Linked DNA regions of Mus musculus: region 2 is linked to region 1. Evidence: chromatin loops called from intact Hi-C (ENCODE). Cell type or tissue: left cerebral cortex. All regions are shown on one strand.

The links. A loop is a pair of places that touch in the nucleus more often than their neighbours do. Peaks named below come from ENCODE experiments on the same cell type or tissue, not always from the same donor. Only the 100,000 strongest peaks of a DNase experiment are listed, where the experiment ranks them.
Region 2: a loop joins it to region 1, with 4 times the contacts of the local background. A loop is called at or near these places in 4 of 42 quality-filtered maps.

The regions. Positions count from the first base shown.
Region 1 is chr8:110,645,061-110,647,560 of GRCm38, reverse strand. Vac14 (Vac14 homolog (S. cerevisiae)) reads right to left here. Exons shown (of 19, transcript NM_146216.3): 10 at 1,743-1,803. Among named protein-coding and RNA genes, the nearest start is that of n-TGgcc10, 15 kb to the right of the region's middle. In left cerebral cortex, a CTCF peak has its summit at 1,301 (motif pointing left); a DNase peak (open chromatin) is centred at 1,292.
Region 2 is chr8:110,739,178-110,741,677 of GRCm38, reverse strand. Mtss2 (MTSS I-BAR domain containing 2) reads right to left here. Exons shown (of 14, transcript NM_198625.2): 14 at 277-2,500. Among named protein-coding and RNA genes, the nearest start is that of Gm15894, 15 kb to the left of the region's middle. In left cerebral cortex, no CTCF peak of the experiment used is centred here; a DNase peak (open chromatin) is centred at 1,419.

The DNA of each region.
Region 1 (2,500 bases):
TAAGTGGAATTAGCCCAGAAACATAGAACACCCAAGATACAATTTGCAAAACACAAGAAAATCAAGAAAAGGAAAGATCAATGGGTGGATACTTTGTTCCTCCTTAGAATAGGGAACAAAATACCTGTGAAAGGAGTTACAGAGACAAAGTTCTGAGCTGAGATGAAAGAATGGACTATCCAGAGACTAACCCACCTGGGGATCCATCCCATAATCAGCCACCAAACCCAGACACTATTGCATATGTCAGAAAGATTTGCTGAAGGGACCCTGTTATAGCTATCTCATATGAGGCTATGCCAGTGCCTGGCAAATACAGAAGTGGATGCTCACAGTCATCTATAAGACAGAACACAGGGCCCCCAATGGAGGAGCTAGAGAAAGCACCCAAAGAGCTGAAGGGGGTCTGCAACCCTATAGGTGGAACAACATGAACTAACCAGTACCCCCCAGAGCTCCTGTCTCTAGCTGCATATGTAGCAGAAGATGGCCTAGTCGGCCATCATTGGGAAGAGAGGCCCCTTGGTATTGCAAACTTTATATGCCCCAGTGCAGGGGAATGCCAGGGCCAAGAAGCGGGAGTGGGTGGGTAGGGAAGCAGGGCAGAGGGAGGGTATAGGGAATTTTCGGGATAGCATTTGAAATGTATATAAAGAAAATATCTAATAAAAATAAATAAATAAAAAGACACGAGAAAACAAACAAAAAACAAAACAAATAGGAAAAGCTGCCAAGCCTCCTTCTCAAACACATCTTCCATCCTGCCAGCTTCTCAGTCTAAGCTGTTGTCCCTTCTCCCCAGCCACACGACCTTCCCCTAAAACCATTCTGTATAGAGTAGCCTATTTCCTCAATCTTCTTCATCCCTAAAATAGATATAATGGTTCTGTCAACCCCAGGACTAGCAGACCCAATGGTCTGACCAAGGTAAGCACAGAGCCCGGCTGTGGGAGCACTTCACCATTCACAGTGGCTTGGTCCCCTACCCCTTTACAGTTCTCCTGTCTCCTAGAAATCTGCTGGTTACTGTGTTGTCTGCCATTAAAGTGTATTGAAGTCAGGATCATATTTAAGGGCTGACTTTTTACATTTTCTCCATTGGCTCCCCAGGCAATGGCTCAACGTTGAGTTCAGAGGAAATCACTGTAGAAATGTCATCCACCTTAGGCACAGGTGCTAATGCTTCAAAGAAGCAGCTCCAGCAGGCAGGTCAGCAGACACAGCCCACGGGAGAACCATGACAGTTCTCTCCCAAGGGGTTGGCAAGGCAGGCTATGACTTTGCTCCCTGGCCTGCACTGCCCCCCCGTGGAAGCCTGTCCTATGACACCTATCCTGGGAGAAGGTGGGACCGTTCTGGTGCCTGTGCCTGGATCACTCTCTCGCCTGCTGTGCCCTTCCTTCCTTCTTCTTCTCCATGCCTCCCCTGCCCAGAGTCGGCCTTGCCTTGGATAAAGAAAAGATGTTGGCAAAGGGAACTGCAGCCCCAAAGCCATCACCACACACGGCTGGGTTTCTAGGATGTGCATCTACAGACCTCCAGTGGCTTCCCATCTTTCCCAAAGGCCTTCTGTCCAGAGGCACCGGGGAGAGGGTGCCTGTGGCCCTTCAGGTTTCCTCAAGTATCTCCTCTGTGTATCAGAAACTCCCCCAAGAGTGGCCTCAGACAGTTTCCTTGGGTCTCTGCTGCAATCTCTTGCACCCAGAAAGACTTAGACCACTGGCTTTTCACAAAGCACTTACTTGGCTGAGGTGAAGACATTGATGCCACTTCCAAAGCTGGAGTCACAGGAACCTGGACCTCCTGTGGGAAGAAGAGGGACAAGGTGATGCTTCCTGAAGCCTGCCTACTTGTCTGTAGAGACAAGACCCTGTTCTCTCCTCCTCAGCACCCACTCCTCCACTGAGGCTCCTGAGAAGGAAGCCAAGGATCCAGCACTTTTACAGGCCCCAGTGCTCAGCTAGGCTCAGGGCTCTCACAAGCTGGGGACACACTCATGCTGAATACAAATGGGACATTTCAGAAAGGTCTGAAGGTCCAAGGGCAGTGGCTGTACATGACTTAGGTTATGTAACATCGTGGCCAGCAGGGAATGCAGGTCAAGTTCACAATATGATGCTATTTCTCATCCACAAGGAGGGCTAATGACGAAATGCAAGAAAATGCGAGTGTTGGCTAGGTACACATCACTGGTGGAAATGTGAAGTGGTGTTGCCACAGGCTGTACAACAGGCTGGAAGCTCCTCAGAAGTTAGACACAGGTGCCCAGCAGCTGTGGGCACCTGTGTGCCCTCTAAGAGCCCCACCCAAGAGCAATGCAAGTCTGTATCCTGTATCTTATGCTAGTGTGACCACCTACCATAGTCAAAAGGTGGGCAGAGCCCACATGCCTATGCATGGATAAACAAACTAAAATATTATTTAGCAATAAAGAGCAACAGGTTATATAATGGATGAACTTTGACATGCTGAGTCAAAGAAGCCAATTCCAAAACTACAT
Region 2 (2,500 bases), 94 kb before region 1:
GTAATGTCTGCTCAGGTGTCCAGGTGCCTCTTGACCATATTTCTATTTGTTCGCTTCCTCTGGCTTTCCCCACAGTCCCCGTGGGAGCACATCAAAGACCAACCTAGGTCCTTGCCCAAGTTGTCCCTCACCCCCCAACCCCCCGCCCCTGAACTTAAATCAATGACACCTGGCTTGGAGTTCCAGGCCAGGGATGATGACAAAGGTATGGCGCAGGGGTAGGAAGCAGAGGTGAGCGAAGCCGGCAGCCCAGGGGAGCCAGGAGGAAGCCGGGGCGTTAACTACAGTACTGCTTTATTAATACTGGGATCTTCACAGTGCATTTGTTACTTTGTAGCAGTGACTATTTAAATCAAGGAGAGGATGGAAACCGGGGTGGGCGGGAGAATTTATCCCAAACTTGGCAGAAAGAACAGAATAAAAGTGATGGGCTGGGGCTGGGGGTTAGGGGAGGGTGAGTAGGAACAAGGAGGGGCGGCAAAATAAATTAAAAAAAAAAAATACAAGTTAACAGCACCAGAAAAGTTACTTCAGTCAAAAGACACATTTGAAAAGAATGTTTTGCTGTACAAATGAAATGAAATAAAATAAAATAAAATGTACGTGAAGAAGCCCCCAAACCAGTCTGTGATGCAGGATGGTTGGCTCGGATCCCGAGGGCGGGCCTATGAGAGAGGTGAGCACTAGAGGAAGTGGTGGTTGGTGGAGGAGGATACTTGTGGGTCAGACAAGGGGATGGAATATGTACAGCCCTGGGGGGGAGGGGAAGGCTAAAACTGGGGGTGGGCATGCCACCCCATCCTCTTCCTGGGAAGTCCCTGGCCTCCCTTCCCATCAGGGCCTGGAGTCCTCAGATGGCAGTGAGCCCATCCTCTTGGACCCCCTTCTCTAGGACCCAACCACACCCTGGGTATAGGGACCACATCTGCCCACTTGACATCCTGCATCCCTTTCCATCAGCCTTGACAGCTCTTTTGGGGAAGATGCAGCCAAAATATGCCTCAGGGTTCCACATCTGGCCATTTGTTTTCCTGGACTCTATACTCGGGGCTCTGGTGACAACTGAGTTTGGTGGGCCAGGTCTCAGACCCTGGAGATAACTCGCTAAGCAGCCTCGGGGAGCCCTGTGGTAACTCCATCCACATACAGGAATCCCTGCTTTACCAGACCTACTGGGCTGCCCTGCACTGGAGCACCCATGACCTTGGGCCCAGGTCAGCCCCAACTCCATTCCTTCAAGACCAAGGTACGCTCTCTGGACTCCCTGTGGGGGTCGGGCAGAATGCTACCTTGGAGTCTGCTGCCTGCTCTACCTCCCGAATCTCTCCTCTGGCTTACACTTACGTGCTTAGTCTTGCTCAGACTTGGGCTGACAGGGAGGCAGGACCCACTCTTCCTCTGGTCCCTGCTGCCAGCCCCAGCTAGGCCTGTAGGCATAGACTTTCTTGGGATGGTGTTGCCTCTGGCAACAGAAAGTCAAACCAACCTTCTAATACTTGCTCCAAGCCGGGCCTGCAGCTTGCTCAGATCTCAACAGACTGGCCAGAGTCCCTGGCCTACCCTCACCAGCCTTATTCTACCGACACTTCAGACACTGGCGAGAAGAGCAGCTTCCCCCGGTTTGGGGGGAGTGATTCTACCCTTCTCTGGCCTCGAGCCCACTGAGGGCTCCCACACCCCTCTCTCAGGCACTCAGACGTACACCCTGTACCACCAGCTTGCCCCACATAGTTCTTTGTCTAGGGTCAGCTCCATTTTATTACAGTCATAAAATAACCCCCACACCATCTAATGCTCCAGCCCTTATCTCCAGCAACAGGTGACACTGTAACCCGAAGGCGCCCCTAGAGTAAAAGCTCCAAAGTGTCCAGACAAGAACAGGGCATCCAAAACACCTGGTACCTCTGGACTCATTCCCTGTCTGCCTTGCCTCACCCCACTAGTTACTCTTCACAGGGAACTGGAGGGTCCCCTGAGACAAGGCCCCTACGTTCCCTCCCTCCAGGGCTCTTTCCCATGAGCAAGCCTGGCTTCCCAATGCCTGACTGTCCCTAAACCCAGTCACACAAAGATCCTCAGCTGATTGGGTACCTGGCCCCTCCGTGACCACCCTGTGCCCCAAAGAGAGGAGCCTGGGAGAGGCAGGGCAAAGGCAAGAGGAAATGGGACAGGGTCCAGGCAGGGAGAAGAGGGAGCCAGCATTCAAGGAAAGAGCTGGGCATATGGCCCCGGAGGACAGCCGGGCCAGAGGAAGAGAGTTGTGGACCCCAGGCCAGGTAGGGCCCCATGTAGCAGGCCCAGCCCTTGGTTATGGGCTCTGGGGTTTGGATGTAGCAGGGCCTGGAGGAAGGAAGAGGAGGTTTGAGTAGGTAAGGAAAGTATAAAACAGGCTCTGTCCTGGCGAGGTGTGTGAGGGAAGTCGCTTCCCGCGAGATGCTGGGATCCAGCCTGGTTGTCTTTCCGTAAAGTGGCTGTGCCTCACTCCTGACGCTTTGCTTTC